Regions from separate parts of the Homo sapiens genome. Here region 1 is linked to region 2. Evidence: chromatin loops called from intact Hi-C (ENCODE). Cell type or tissue: ascending aorta. All regions are shown on one strand.

What was found. Peaks named below come from ENCODE experiments on the same cell type or tissue, not always from the same donor. Only the 100,000 strongest peaks of a DNase experiment are listed, where the experiment ranks them.
Region 1: it touches region 2 in a loop (4-fold over the local background); 4 of 110 quality-filtered maps call a loop at or near these places.

What each region holds. Positions count from the first base shown.
Region 1 is chr20:31,837,874-31,845,873 of GRCh38, reverse strand. FOXS1 (forkhead box S1) reads left to right here and starts at 270. Exons shown (of 1, transcript NM_004118.4): 1 at 270-1,571. The coding sequence starts at 332. The coding sequence ends at 1,324. It also overlaps a transcript of DUSP15 not described here. RefSeq lists enhancers at 329-886, 7,985-8,000. In ascending aorta, no CTCF peak of the experiment used is centred here; DNase peaks (open chromatin) are centred at 283, 2,783, 3,723, 4,803 and 1 weaker place; H3K4me3 peaks cover 4,164 bases; H3K27ac peaks cover 8,000 bases.
Region 2 is chr20:31,559,939-31,567,938 of GRCh38, reverse strand. It overlaps HM13 (histocompatibility minor 13), which reads right to left. Exons shown (of 13, transcript NM_178581.3): 10 at 6,203-6,305; 11 at 1,644-1,729. It overlaps HM13-AS1 (HM13 antisense RNA 1), which reads left to right. Exons shown (of 3, transcript NR_046853.2): 3 at 1-352. Among named protein-coding and RNA genes, the nearest start is that of HM13-AS1, 9.3 kb to the left of the region's middle. RefSeq lists enhancers at 987-1,126, 400-1,275, 1,276-2,151, 6,155-7,354. In ascending aorta, CTCF peaks have their summits at 4,949 (motif pointing left) and 7,685 (motif pointing left); DNase peaks (open chromatin) are centred at 4,928, 6,948, 7,278 and 7,658; H3K27ac peaks cover 3,443 bases.

The sequences.
Region 1 (8,000 bases), 280 kb before region 2:
CCCGCTCAGTTTCACATCCTGTCCCTCCCCAGCCACCACCACCCAGCACACGTGGGCTGAGGGTCTCAGTCCCTTCCTTCCCAACTCCTCATCCCTGGCAGCTGCTCGGCTTCCCACTACTGGCCTCTCCTGCCCGCCTCTTTTGGGCCTTGTGGGAGTGGGGCGAGGGAGGAGGGGAGGATGGCTCAGCAGACCCACCCCTTTTTGCCTTTCCAGGCTGGGAGGCTGGGCCAGTGGACCTTTTAACCAGCCTGGGCAGGCTATTCCGGACGCCAGCCCTGGAAGCTGAGCCTGACCCAGCAGGTCCCAGCAGCCTGGCAGCCCGGCCAGCATGCAGCAGCAGCCTCTGCCCGGGCCTGGCGCCCCCACAACTGAGCCAACCAAGCCTCCCTACAGCTACATCGCCCTTATTGCTATGGCCATCCAGAGCTCACCGGGGCAGCGGGCCACCCTCAGTGGCATCTACCGCTACATCATGGGCCGATTCGCCTTCTACCGCCACAACCGGCCCGGCTGGCAGAACAGCATCCGCCACAACCTGTCACTCAACGAGTGCTTTGTCAAGGTGCCCCGCGATGACCGCAAGCCAGGCAAGGGCAGCTACTGGACGCTGGACCCTGACTGCCACGACATGTTTGAGCACGGCAGCTTCCTACGCCGCCGCCGCCGCTTCACCCGGCAGACAGGTGCTGAGGGCACCCGGGGCCCCGCCAAGGCACGCCGTGGACCCCTCAGGGCGACCAGCCAGGACCCAGGAGTCCCCAACGCCACGACCGGCAGGCAGTGCTCATTCCCACCAGAGCTGCCAGATCCCAAGGGCCTAAGCTTTGGGGGTCTGGTGGGGGCCATGCCAGCCAGTATGTGCCCAGCAACCACTGATGGCAGGCCTCGGCCACCCATGGAGCCCAAAGAGATTTCCACGCCCAAGCCTGCATGCCCAGGGGAGCTCCCCGTGGCCACCTCATCTTCCTCATGCCCAGCGTTTGGCTTTCCTGCCGGCTTCTCAGAGGCTGAGAGTTTTAATAAGGCCCCTACGCCCGTCTTGTCCCCGGAATCAGGCATCGGGAGCAGCTACCAGTGTCGGCTGCAGGCACTGAATTTTTGCATGGGGGCTGACCCAGGCCTTGAGCACCTCTTGGCCTCAGCAGCCCCCTCCCCTGCACCACCCACCCCTCCAGGCTCACTCCGGGCCCCACTGCCCCTGCCAACTGACCACAAGGAACCCTGGGTTGCAGGTGGCTTCCCTGTCCAGGGAGGCTCCGGCTACCCATTGGGGCTGACCCCCTGCCTATACCGGACGCCAGGAATGTTCTTCTTTGAGTAAAGGCAGCCTCACCTCGGGCAGTCCCTGCAGGTCCCTCACCCTCCGGGCTGAGCCTGGCTCTAGGACCTGAAGAACTCTCGAAGGACCCAGCCCTGGTGAGCCAAGGACAACCACACAGAAAGCCAGGATTGAAGCGGTGCTCAGCCAGGCCCCTGGGGCCTCCGGACAAACTTGGGGGTGAGGGGAAGCAGGGCCTCTTGGGATTTACTCTGTGGCTCTCAGGGCCAATAAAGCCATGTGATGATGAGGGTCAGCTTGCCTGATGGCTGGGGGCTGAGGGCCAGGGTGCCTGCTTGTATGTGGGGGTGGCTGTGGCTGTGGGGTTGTGCAGCGGGGGCAGAGACCCTTGGTGGGAATATCTCACATGAGGTTTTCTCCTGCTGGGGACTTTCTCAGGGAGTTTCCTAGAAAGGGAGAGGAAGGGGAGGTAGGGAATGGGGAGCAGGGAGAGGAGGATACAGGCAAGGGAGAGACTGGGCAGGGGCAAGACTGGGCTGGCCTGAGGGACTGATTCTCCAGTCTCAGATGCTGGGACTTAGCCCCCGTAGGTGCAGTCATCATAACCCTGACAATTTGTGACACTGATCCTGTCCCGGGCTTGTATGTATCATCTCACCTGTGTGATTTGGAAAGTTGGCCCCGTTTACAGTGGTGGAAACAGGCTCGCCAGCTCCAACTCCAGAGGGCAAATGGGTGGCAGAGGGTAAATCAAAACCACATCTGTGTGGCTCTACCCTCCAGCCTCTGACCTGCAGCTTGAGTGAGGACATAAGGGTGGAGAAGAGGGTCAGGGCAGAGCTGGTGGTGGCCCCCAGAGGTGGGAGGGCTTTGCTGCAATCCTGGAAGGCCAGGGCTAGAAAGGCACCCTTTACCCATTGTGCAGACAGGGCACCTAGGGTTCAAAAGGCAGCACCTACCCCCTGTTTGGACTTCCCACATTAATGTGGGAGCTTCCCTGAGCCCCCAGCTCCATGAGGTCCTCTGGTGACTCTTTAAGACGGCATTTCTTGGGGCCAGCAGCATGGGCTGTGACTGTCCTAGGTACCATTCAGAAGTGACTGAGCCCTGACCTTTGACCTTCTCTGACTATCCCTTCGCGAGGAAGCAGGAGAAATGGGGATATTCTTGGTCCTCGTTAGAGGAACAGAGAAGGAATCTGAAACATCGCTGTCCTCACAGACCCCAGCACTGGAGGAGCAGAGGCGAATGGCTTCCTCCCCAGAGCCTCAGTCCTCCTATCTGGATCATGGGCATAGGGAGAGGAGGGAGGGATGCTGGGGCACCCCCATTCTGGTTTTTGGCATGTGGTCTAGAGTGTCTTATGTCCCACGAGGTTACACTCAGGGGGCTGGAGACCCCTTCTTGGGCAGGCAGCCCTCTCCCCTCCAGAGGCCCTCCCTTGCCCAGGCAGCCCCGAGGACTCCAGCCTTTGCTGCTCCCTCCTCCCCCGACAGGTCCCCTGGGGCCTGGGAGGAAGCGAGCCCGGCTGGACAGCCCGAACTGTCTGGTTCCCACAGTCTCAGAGCTGGGGTGGAGGAGGACCTGCAGGGTGAGAGGGGCTGGGAAAACGCCTGGCCAGCTGTGGGGCCCCTCCCCACCATGCCTGCTGAACCCCAGCCTGGAACCCATCAAACAATGGGGAGGAGGAGCAAGGGTCTGTGCAGCCTCCTATGGGCAGCTTCATGGGGCAGAGGGAAGAGGAAAGGCCCTCTGTGTGCAGGGCATGGTGAGGAGGGGGAAGGAGGCTCTTGTGTGAGTCTGTACCATGGCGTGTGCCTGTGTGGATCAGTGTGTCTCAGGCTGCGTGTGTGTATATGACAGAGAAAGAGAGAGATGCAGAAAGACAGACCCTGCAGAGGCAGACAGACAGATTCAAAGGGGTGAGAGTTCTTTCTCAGTTGGGTCAGGGAAGGAGGCCTCTGCTGGGCGCTGTTCCCGTTGCACATTCCTGTGGAGCCCTGGTGACCCCAGTCCCTTCCCAGCCTGGGTTCTGAGCTACTAGGAGGATGGGAAGCCGGCTGGGCTGGGGGAGCCCAGGCCTCTGCCGCTGTACTCCCCAGCATCCCCCTGAATCAAGGAAGTTTAGCTCTGCACTAGGGTGGGGACTTGTGGAGAAGGAGGCTGAGTCTCCTGCTCATCCCTTGCCCTGGGGGAATGTGCGAAAGGGTTGCCCACATGCAGGCTCAGAGCCCCCTCTGCACATCTCCCTCTGGCCTCCGACATAGTCATGAAGAGAAGACAGGCCCCCTCAGCCCCAACCCCCCAAGCAGGACCCTGGACTCAGCACATGCCTTGGACTCACTGTATGAGCCTGGACCAGTGCCCACCTCTCTGCGTTTCACTCCCTTTGCCCGGTGGTTGTGGGGAAGGGCAGCCTGACTCACGGTCTGAGTCCCAGGAACGGATCTGACCTGGAGGAGGTCCCTTCTCTGGAGGTGCTGGGCAAGGAGACACCATGATCTCATGCACCCTTGGCTAGCTGCCCAGCCCAGGGACCCCACCCACGGGGCCTCCTGCCTTCACATTCTTTCCATGACCAACATTCACCTCCGGCTCCCACCTGACCACCCTCATCTGGACAGGGGTTGCGGGGACAGTGAATGCCTCTGTCGACCCAGATAGAGCCCCTTGGCACAGATGGAGAGACCAAGGCCAGAGAAGAGAGGTAACATGCCCAGGGTCACATGGCAAGGCAGGAGCAGAGCCGCTTCTCAGCCCATCCATGGCACCCCCTCTGATGCCTTAATGTAGCTCTGGAGGGGAGGGATGGGGCCATCTCGTTGGACCAAGGACCTCCTCATAGGGAGCGTGTCCATCTCTAGGAGGGAATCCCAGTCCCCATTCCTCCTCTTTAGCAGGTGAGAGCAAAAAAGGTTATTGAGACCCTTACAGAGTTAGACGAATCAAATCCTAAAATGGCAGAATCAGAATCTGAAATGAATATTTCAGAAACTTCCAGAGTTTTTAATCATAGCAACTCAGATTCCTGGAATATCAGAGCCGGAAGGGCATCTCCTGCCCGATTTCTGAATCCTCTCTACATTAAAATGGTCGACATCACATGGGGTTCCAGGAACTGGGAGCCCACTGCCTTTCCAGGTGGCCGGCCCCTTCCCACAAAAGTGTGGTAGCTCTGAAAGACCATTAGGAAGCTTCACCTGCTGGGCCTCGGCCTTTGTTCTCCCAAGAGAGGAAAGGACTCCTGGCCCCTGGGAAGGCCACCCTCACCCACCCACAGGGCTGGCCTTAGCCAGCCCCTCCTCCCCGATGCTTTATCTCCAGCCTGCTCCCTGCCCACCCCCTTCCTTCCCTGGTTTATGGCATTCCATGGCCCAGAGTTAGGCACTCCTGCCCACACCCCAAACAGTGCCTTGGCCGAGGGGAAGGAGACCCTCTCCCTTGGAGGGCAGGGCCCTGCAAGGCTGCCACAGTGATGAGAAAAAGCCGGGAGGTTGTATCGGCCAGCCTGGCATGCCGCCTGCTGGGAGAGTATGCAATCCAGGAATCCAGGCCTCAGCCAAAACATCCCTTCCACACCCAGACTTCCATCCACCCATGGACCAGGCGCCACGTCCTAACTGTGTGACCTTGGGCAAGTTGCTTCCCCTTTCTGGGTTCCCCCCATCTGTAAAATGTGGACCCTAACAGTACCTACCCCCATGATGTTATTGTGAGGATTACATGAGTTAATACTGGCAAAGTGCTTAGAACAGGGTCTGGCACATGGCAGCTACAATATCAGTATTTGTTGGCCGGGTGCGGCGGCTCACACCTGTAATCCCAGCACTTTGGGAGGCCAAGGCAGGAGGATCACTTGAGGTCATGAGTTTAACACAAGCCTGGCCAATAGGGTAAAACCCTGTCTCTACAAAAAATACAAAAATTAGCCGGGTGTGGTGGCACATGCCTGTAGTCTCAGCTACTCGAGAGGCTGAGGCAGGAGGATCGCTTGAACCTGGGAGGCAGAGGTTGCTGTGAGTTGAGATCATGCCACTGCACTCCAGCCTGAGTGACAGAGTGAGACTCTGTCTCAAAAAAAAAAATAAAATAAAATAAGTGTTTGTTAAGTACAATAAATAGGTATTTGGGTACTGGACATGTCTCCCTTAACCTGATTTATGCCCCAGAAGAGTGTCTAGCTGCTGTGGAGGCAGGAGGACAGGATTTAGGGGGAGGAAGGACTGTTACACAGACAAGGCTTTTGACTCAGTTCCTGGCATCTTCACTTCCTTGCTGTGTGACCTTGAGCAAGTGGATTCACCTCTCTGAGTCTCAGTTTCCTCATCTGTAAAATGGGAGCAATGATTCCAGTCCCCAGGACTGGTATGTGGAAAGCCTTGTCCTGCACACTACCTGTACAATTCAGTCAACAGGAATGAAATTAGAATTAATAAAACAACTCCGTTGGAGGACCTCATGCCCTCAGCGTAGTCCTCTCCATCTCTCCCTTCACACAGGGCAAAACCCACATCTTCACAGGTCCAGAGGTGCCTAATCTCTTGTTCCCACACTTCTGGTACTAGGTGGTGACTCAGGGAGGCAGCTGGTGGGGCAGAAGGAAACGGTTCCATGGCTAAAAACAGGCCACTGTCAGCCAGAAGCCAGCCTGGTGTCCCGGGAAAGGCCAGGGCTGCCTCCTCTTGACCACAGCCCTCAGGGCCAGTTTTGAGGTTGCCCTGAGCATACAAACAAGAGAGGGCTGACCCTCCCACTCCCTTAGGACACTTGCCTCCCCGTGAGTTTCTTTTCCATCTCTAGGCCTTTGCAGCAGCTGTTCCCTTCGCCCCCACTGGCTGCCTCTCTACATCCACCACCTACATCACATCACCTTCTCTGAGAAGTCTTCCTGCACTTCCTTATCTAATTGGATGCCCCCAGATTATTCTCCCTCTGCATCCCATTTATGTTGCTGACATAGCATCTGCTGCAATGTAGAATCACGCATGTGCACATGTACTCATGTTTTATTGTGTCTCTGCCTTAGAATGTAAACTTCAGGGGCCAAGGGTTGGGTCTGCCTTATGCGTTTTGTCATCTTCCCTAACTCGATGACTAGCACATAGTAGTCCCTCCATGAAGGTTTAGGAGTGGATGGATGGAGTCATGGTCACCATTCATTCATTTGCCATGAATTAAATCTCAAGGCTGGGCACGGTGGCTCACGCCTATAATCCCAGCACTTTGGGAGGCCAAGGCTGGTGGATTACCTGAGGTCAGGAGTTCGAGACCAGCCTGGCCAACATAGTGAAACCCCGTCTCTACTAAAAACACAAAAAATTAGCTGGGCATGGTGACGGGCGCCTGTAATCCCAGCTACTCGGGAGGCTGAAGCAGGAGAACCGCTTGAACCCAGGAGGCAGAGTTGCAGTGAGCTGAGATTACGCCACTGCACTCCAGCCTGGGCGATGGAGCAAGACTATGTCTCAAAAAAAAAAAAAAATTCTCAAAGACCTCCCCAACAAGGCTCCCTGTTTCGTTAATAGGCAAGGGCCACTGTGGTCTGGCCCCAGCTCCTCCTTCCTTCCCCCTCACTCACTCCAAGCAGCCTGTACACTGGCTCTGCCTTATCTTCCGTGAATGTCCACAGGCTTCACTCCCTCATATCCTCCAGTTTCTGTTCAAATATCCTCAGAAAAGCCCTGCCTGGCCACCACATTCCCCATTTCCCCCACCACTAACACATTCTAAATTCATTATTGCCATTCAGTGTGTCTCCCCCACTGGCATGAAGCTTCACCAGGCCAGGAATTTTTGTCTATTCATTGCTTGTCTCCAGCACCTAGGGCAGTGTCTGGAACATAGCCAGGGCCGGAGAAATAGTTGTGAAAAAAACATAAGCTCAGTAGCCTGTACCAGGCTCCACCTACAAATCCCATGTAACTTTCTCATTATCCTGGGAAGCAGGTACGATTCTTACCCCATTTTACAGACAGGAAACTGAGGCTCAGGGAGGGCAAATAAGTAGGTACGAACCCTGTTCTGTCTGACCTGGAACCCAATCTCTCTGTCATCAGCCTATCTGTCTAGAGGCATCTCCCCCATCTCCTCCCCACAGCTAACAGCCTCTCAAGCAGACATGGCTCAGCCTCCACCGGGTGTCCCTGCCTCCAGCCTCTCTCTCCCATTCACTGACCTCCCTGGCTGCAGGGATCCTTTGTAAGCATGGATCTCTGACCTCCCTTCCACAGCTCCCCATTGTCCCATGTCAGCCTGCCATTCGGGCTCCTGCTAACTTCTCCAGACCTATTTCCTGCTTCGTCTCATGCAAAAGCCCTACTGGCCTGCTCCAAGATGAGCTTATACTCAGCTGCAAGTCTCTGGACAGCAAGCAGTCCCCTCTGCCTGGAACACCCTCCTCACTCTCTGTCTGGAAAAGCCCTGCTCCTTGTGTGCCCTCAGCTTGGATGTGACTCCCACTGAAGAGAAGAGAATAGGGGTTAGTGTCTCCTTCCTGTTCTCATGGTTTCATGAGATTCCTTCCAGCTTCACCCTGATCCCCATCCTCCCACTGGGGTTCCAGAGGCTGTGAGCTCCCCAAGGGCAAGGGCCATGACTCATTCATCCCCAGGCTCTCGCTGGGGGCCAGGCCCAGAGCTGGGCTCAACAAATGGTTGTGAAGTGGTTGCTGTGTGGGAAGTCAGATGGCCTGCCTCACATCCTGATTCCCCTATTCATC
Region 2 (8,000 bases):
AAGAAGCTGATATTATTTGGAGAATGAAAAAAGAAAGATGCACCTAGACAAAGGCACATCAGGCCACTGTGCAGAAGAACAAGCATGCTCTAGAAGTGTATGTGCTGCTGTGGAAACACCTCTAAGAAATACCGTAGAAACCCAATGTGCAGAATGCTCCAAGAATGCCACCGTCTGTGCAAGAAAAAGTATACACACATCAGTGCACAGGTGTCTGAATGTCTGTGTAACACTGCTGGCCTCTGTGGGGTAGCTGGAGCATGAGGGTGCTCTCTCTGTTACAGCTTTGGAATTTTTAACTATGTGAATGTGGTACCAATATAAAAATAAGTAAATCAATAAAAAAAGGAGGAGAATAGAAGGGAAAAGTAAAAAGGTGGAGAATTGGGAGAGAAATGGGGAGAAAGGAGGGAGAGAGAGAGAGAGAGAGATCACTTGCTTTTTACCCCAATCTAAGAATGTCCAGGGTGGGAGTGGAGGGCAAACAGTGGGGGCAGGGTACCTGTATGGCAGAGCATTTAGCACCAAGCAGGTAAAGGCCAGGGGCACCCTCTGCCTTGTGTATTCAGAGCTTTGCCTGATGAGGGCACAATAGCATTGGGTGGTTACCCCAAGGGGAGGGGCAGGGAAACCTGGGCTGGATGGGAAGCAGAGGGAGGGTGAAGGATGGGTGCTAAGCTCAGGGATCGGGTGCCATGCCTGCTCCCAAAGCTCCCTGAGACCTGTCCCCAAGTTCACCCCTAGCCCCCACTTGCCTCAGACCACAGAGCTTTGCTGGGCGAGGCAATGTGGGCAGGCAGGCGGGGGGCTGGGGATTCTAGACAGGACAGGGAGGGCAGAGGCAGGTCCGGGGGAGGGGTGAGTCACAGGCTCCCCTGCGGGGAGCCAGGTGCACAGGAGGCCCTGGCAAGCGCTCTAGGGACAGCTTGGAGGCCAGGCAGGTGGAACTGGGCGGAAGGCACCCGAGTAGGCAGCTTTAATCGCAACTGACAGCTATTTCTAGGTCCCTGGCAGGCAGGGTCGGCAGTGCTGGGGGCAGACACCTGTTGGAGTCACGCAGGCCTTGCGGTATGGGTGGGGCTGTGTGCAGGGTGTGGTAGGTGTGGATATGGCCCTGGGGAAGGGGTATCTGTGTGAGATACAGATATAGAGAAAGCAGTGAGCTGTGGGTTAAAGCCACAGAGGTGAATGAACAGGGACTGACACCTGCCTTCTACTCGGGGCACTTTCTACCACACTAGGGCATCCCACACGCCCCCTGTTCTATTACTCACATGTGAAAACTGAGGCCATGGGAGGGGAAGACATGCCTGAAGTCACCTGGGGGCAGAGTCACCTAGGACTTCTGACAGTAGGCAGAGAAAAATCCACAACAGCTATTCTTAAGATCCAGCTAACATTTGGATGGGGGATGCCTAGAGGGCTCTGATGCCTTGCGCTCCCCTGGCTCCTGGCCCAGGGTAAGGTTCCCACTGGTGTCCACAGGCCAGGTACCCATGTACTGCTGAAAAAGGCAAGGGGTGGGGCTGGTGGCAGGAACAATGTTCCCCTGGAGAGGTGTAAAGATACCCCCAGCAGGTTCCACTGACTGCCAGCAGGCACACTGGTGCCCATGAGGACATCTGCCCCCCACTCTGCCTTACCTGAACATCTCTGTCACTTCTCCCTTGGCCAGCGCCACCAGGACAGGAAAACCGATGCAGGCGGGGACCAGGTATAGGAGGGCAGGCTATGAGAGGACACAGGCTGGTGAAGCCATGCTGGGCACGGCACTGCCTCAGGGCCGTGCCCAGCACCCCAAACCCCTTCTGGGCTGGACTGAAGGACAGTGACTGGTCCAGGACCATAGCAAGTCAGTGGCTGGGCCTGAACCCAGGGCTCCTAACTCCCAGACAAGGGTTGCTCCTCCCGAGAGGGAATGCAAGAAAACTAAGAAACTCAAGTAGGCAGGGCTTCAAGGGTTCCCAGGGGTTTGGCTGGCAGCATCTGAATCACCTAGGTCACCAGGTTCAAAAAGCAACTTCCTGGTTTGGTCCTACTCCCAGAGACTCTGCTTCCTGAGGTCTGGGGCTCACACCTGCATTTTAGCAAATGCTCCAGGAGATGCTATTATAGTGATGATGACACCACAGCTGCTATGTAATAACTACTTGTTGCAGCCTGTATTAAGGTGACCTAGCTGGTCACTGGCTCCCCCAGGATTCACACCCAAGCAATTTGGCATGTCTGTGCTGAGACTCCTGGTAAAGCTGGGTTTGGAGAAAAGGACGGTTATACTAAGACCCTGTTCATGAACATCTACTGTGCAGGCACTGAGCTTAGCCTTCCCAGGAAGTCAGCCCACTGCCACATCCCATGATGGTTATCCTTTTGCAGAGGAGGAAGACCAATGCTTCACAAGGAGAGGGAAAATAGCCCAGGACTCAGAGACCCAAATCTTTTTTTTTTTTTTTTTTTGAGACAGAGTCTCTGACTCTTGTTGCCCAGGCTGGAGTGCAATGGTGCAATCTTGGCTCACTGCAACCTCCGCCTCCAGGGTTCAAGCGATTCTCCTGCCTCAGCCTCCTGAGTAGCTGGGACTACAGGTGCCTGCCACCACGCCTGGCTAATTTTTGTATTTTTACTAGAGATGGGGTTTCACCACGTTCGCCATGGTGGTCTCGAACTCCTGACCTCAGGTGATCCACCTGCCTCGGCCTCCCAAATTGCTGGGATTATAGGCCTGAGGCACCACGCCCAGCCCAAAGAGTTTCTTTCTTTTTTTTTTTTTTTTGAGATGGAGTCTGGCTCTGTCACCCAGGCTGGAGTGCAGTGGTGTGATCTTGGCTCACTGCAAGCTCTGCCTCCCAGGTTCACACCATTCTTCTGCCTTAGCCTCCGGAGTAGCTGGGACTACAGGTGCCTGCCACCATGCCCGGCTAATTTTTTTGTATTTTTAGTAGAGACAGGGTTTCACCGTGTTGGCCAGGATGGTCTCGATCTCTTGACCTTGTGATCTGCCTGCCTTGGCCTCCCAAAGTGCTGGGATTACAAGCGTGAGACACCGCGCCTGGCCGAGTTTCTTTTCTTTTCTTTTTTTTTTTTTTTGTGATTTTGAGATAGAGTCTTGCTCTGTCTCCCAGACTGGAGTGCAATGGTGCGATCTTGGCTCATTGCAACCTCCGCCTCCTGAGTAACTGGGATTACAGGCATGCGCCACCATGCCCGGCTAATATTTGTATTTTTCAGTAGAGATGCGGTTTCACCATGTTGGCCAGGCTGGTGCACTTGAGTTCTTTCACATGGAGTCAGGTCCCTTGCTACGTGCTCTGTAAGTCCCTCTAATTTCCCTCACAGCATTCCTCAGCAATTTTTTTTTTTTTGAGACAGGGTCTCACTTTGTCTCCCAGACGGAAGTGCAGTGATATGAACATGGCTCACTGTAGCCTTGACCTCCTGGGCTCAAGTGATCCTCTCGCCTCAGTCCTACAAGTTGCTGGGCCTACAGGTGTGCGCCTCCATGCCTGGCTAATTTTTGTATTTTTTGTAGAGACTGGTTGTCACCATTTTCCCCAGGCTGGTCTTGAACTCCTGAGCTCAAGTGATCCACCTGCTTTTGCCTCCCAACGTGCTGGGATTATGGGTGTGAGCCATCGTGCCTGGCCTCCCCAGCAATTTGTAATGGAACATCCCCATAGGTGGTGAGTTCAGTGAGGGCGGGCCCACAGCTGTCTTGCTCACCGTAGTGTGCCCTGCATACTGAAGAGGGCCTGGTAAATACTCAGTGAATGGCTCCTTCATGGTGCGTCTTCATGGGTGCTCATGAAGTGAAGAGATTGTCCTGGAGAGGGTGAGGAAACTTCATTCTTTTTTTTTTTTTTTCTGAGACAGAGTTTCCTTCTTGTTGCCCAGGCTGGAGTGCAGTGGTGCGATCTCGGCTCACTGCAACCTCCGCCTCTCAGTTCAAGCGATTCTCCTGCCTCAGCCTCCCAAGTAGCTGGGATTACAGGCATTCTCCACCAAGCCCGGCTAATTTTGTGTTTTTAGTAGAGATGGGGTTTCTCCATGTAGGTCAGGCTGGTCTCAAACTCCCGACCTCAGGTGATCCACCCACCTTGGCCTCCCAAAGTGCTGGGATTACAGGTGTGAGCCACCACGCCTGGCCGGAGACTTCATTCTTAACGTAAAGCCAGCCCTTGGCCAGAGAACAAAGAAGTCTTTCCCGCATGCCCTTGATCCTAACATTCAGACTTATTTCTTGCCATCTGTCATAGGTGGGCTGTGATCAATACTGCTTTATGTATATTAAATTATTGAATCTAACAATCCCTAAGTAGGATGGGTGTGGTGGCTCACGCTTGTAATCCCAGCACTTTGGGAGGCTGAGGTGGGCAGGTCAGTTGAGGTCAGGAGTTTGAAACCAGACTGGCCAACATGGTGATACCCTGTCTCTACTAAAAATATAAAAATCAGCTGGGTGTGGTGGTGCACGCCTGTAATCCCAGCTACTTGGGAGGCTGAGGCAGGAGAATTGCTTGAGCCCAGGAGGCGGAGCTCCAATGAGCTGAGATCACACCACTGCACAAAGGCAGAGGTGACCCTTACCTAGACCAATGCTAGCACTGGGACTACCTGTGTGTTGGAGAGCAGGGGACCCCATGGGACAGGGTCCCCTCATGTCCTGGATCCCCTTTCCAAGGATTTTCAGAGAGGTACCCACTTGGATGACTGGGGAGAAGGGCTGGGCTGCTGCTGGGGAGTAACACAGGCCTTGGGGCAGGGTTCAGGAGTTCATTAGTCTGGAGTCCAGATCGCCACCCAGGGCCCAGCCTGATGTAGTGTTCGCGTTCTCTCAGCGCTGCAGTTTTCCGATAAAGGAGAGGACTCCTGTGTGCCAGAGCTCTGAATGGGAGCCTCTTCTCAGTCCAGCCAGGCAGAGGGTGAGGCTGCCACCTTATGGCCACTGGGGGAATTGGCTCTGGGCTTGGACTCCAATAAGGGGCCGGGAGCTGCAGAGACCTCCAAAAGGTCTCTTAACTAGTCCTCCAAACCAGGTCCAGTCACTCTCTGTGACCCTTGCCATACGCATGTTACTCTCACCTTACACGCCATTGAAGCCCTTGAGCAGAAGTGAGAGGCAGTTCCACAATGGTTGTTCTTGGTTTTTCTAATTATGGGCTAGGGGCCTTTTGACCTTCTATAAAGTAATACTGTACTAGGACTAAATGAGTTATTAGCAAAAGAGTTTAGCACAGTGCCTGGCACAGAGTGATTAAAAAAACCCCAGCTTTTGTGATTAATTCAAAGATGGCTCGTCTGTATTTGGGCCCTGGGGAAGGGGAAAGGGGACAGAAGCAGCAAGCCCAGAGTTCCATGGTTACTGGGTGGTGCTGGGATTCACAACAGGGCTCCCTTAGCCCCTGTTCAATGCTGCGTTTCCCATGGCCAGGGCTTGAGAGCCTGGGTGTGGTTTCCATGCTGACCCAGGTTTGAATCCTGGCTTTACCACATACTTGCAGTGTGTCACCTGAACTCCAGTTTCCCCACCTGTTCACAAGGATCCTCATGAGTGCAGAGCCTGACATGTGGAAGTGCTTAACAAACAGGAGCTCTTATTATTTCCAGTAGAAAGTAGGGCAATCCTGTCTGCTCACTTTCCCCTGAATCTTCCCCTCTCCAGGCCACACTGAGGGCTCCCAGTCTTTGTGCTATGTTGCTTCATTCTGTGGCAGCTCAGTACTCCATCCTCATCTTGGTGGGAGAAGGAGGCAGAGCCTGGTCTACTAGGGAGTAGGGGGAGGGACGCCCCAATACCCAACACCCACTCCAATCCTGTTCTTCTCTGCCTGCTTCCCACTACCAAGGCTGAGAAGCCAAATCCTCTTTCCTGGACTCTCCTGTAGCCAGGGTGGCTTTAGGACCCCAGTCTGGCCCATGAGATGCTGAAAGGGTTCTGGGAAAGTTCCTGCCTTCCTGATGAAGGCAGCAGGCATGGCTGTTACGCTTTTCCCTCCTTCTTGCCTCTAACGTGCCCATGCTGCCTAGAGCAGTGGCAGCCATCTTGCAACCACAAATGGAAGGCCAAGAGAATCACAGACATGACTGCTCCAACACCAGTGGGGAGTGCCTATCTCTGGACTGCTTGCATTTACAAATAAATCCCTCTGTAAGTCCCTCTATTTGCAGTGAGGCATTCCTGACACTCTGATACCGTCCTGCCCACCTGAGCATGCTTGAAGATGTGCATGATGAAGATGGTAAGGCCCAGGCCGAAGATGTAGGCTGCAAAGCTGGTGTAGAAGTAGGTGTGGGTATTCTTCTTCAAGCTGCAGGGAAGGTGTGAAGAAAGAGGAGGAGGGTTAGATATAGGGACTGAACTAGTAATACCCCTTCTGAGGGAGCTGGGGAAGACCCTAGAGGTTGTGGGGGGGTGACTGAGCTCTGGGCTGGGAGTCTGGAGGTGGGTGTGCACGCTGATACTGCCCCCAGCTATGTGTCTCTGGACAAGTTGCTTTCCTTCTCTTAGCCTCAGTTTACTCATCTGCAAAATGGGAAAATGAGCTCATCTCCTTGGTAGTTATGAATATCAAATGCTGCAACTTATAACAGTGGCTGTAAGACTTTAGTCAGCATAAAAATCATCTGGAAAGCTTGTGAAAAAATGCAGGATTCTAGGTCCCACCCCCAGGGAGTCTGATCTAATAGCTCTAGAGCAGGGCCCAGGAATCTGCATTTTGAAAAAAACATCTGAGGTGAATCTCATACCGTTGGATCATGCTTTGAGAAACACAGATACAGAAACTGCAAAGATAAGTTACTACTTTTAAGTGCAGTGGACGTAATAGTTCAATAGCCTATTTGTGGTACTAACTAGATGCTGGCTGCATGAATAAATGCCAGTGGCTTCCTGGAGGTGATTCATCCAAGATCAGCTTCAGAACAGATGAATCATATACAGCCCGGCATTGCCATTACGTGACTTCCCTCTCCAATGCCAGCTCCGTAACCTCTGCATGTCCCCAGCACCTGGGATGTGCCCAGCCAGTACTATGGACTCAATTAACATTTGTGGAATGAATGAGTGCTTCTGACCCCCTTCTCTCCTTGTCCTGGGTGCTTCTAAGCCTTCGGCTGCAAGTACCTTGAGAACTCACCTATCTTGAGAACTGGGATACAAGTGACTCCCTTTGGGAATGTTGCACTGATTCTGGAAATCAGCTGAGGAGCTGCTTATGCTGTGAGCCCAGGCTAAAAAATGAGACTCTGTCTCTGAGGGTGCTGGCAGTTGAATCTGTCTCCAGCAAATAGCCTGGGGGCTTCTTATGGGTTTCACTTTGTATTACCTCTGAACAGCCAGGAGTAGAGACGGCTGGCACAGACATCCCTCTACTTACAGACTGGCCAGGTCTCTTCCAAAGGTGACTGTGAGCCCATATGCTCCTAAGGTTTGAAGTGGCACTACACAAATAACCCAGGTGTATGTGAGTGGGAAAAACCTAAGTTTCACATGGAAACTGGATTTCAATGATGCTGGTAGTAAGTTTCTCATTACCACTGTCACTGTTATTACTGCTTTTGCAACTATCAGGCATGAGGAAATCAAGAGAAGTTCACAAACCACCTCAAAGTTAAGTGCAACATTGCCAGCCCTCACAGGGATGACGGGGCATAAAATGATGGAGCTGTTGCTGGCGCCCCCTGCTGACGGCAAGTCCCATTGCATAGGTGCATTAACTTGGATAAGACCTTTCTTGTGTTTTAAACGCTGACCTAAGTTGCCCACCTTCTCCCCCTCGTGCTCACTGTCTACAACAGACTGAAAAATGTCTGAGTAAAGAGAGGGCAGGGAACAGCTAGAGCAGCTGAGACATGGTGACCTGACGCTAGGCTGATAAAAGATGATGATGATGACTGCAACCAGGATTCAACCAAGAGCGACTGAGGTCAGTGTGTGCTCAGCACTCTCTCCAGATTTTCATGGTAGGAACTCTTGTTATTAACTCAAGATGAGAAACCAGAGG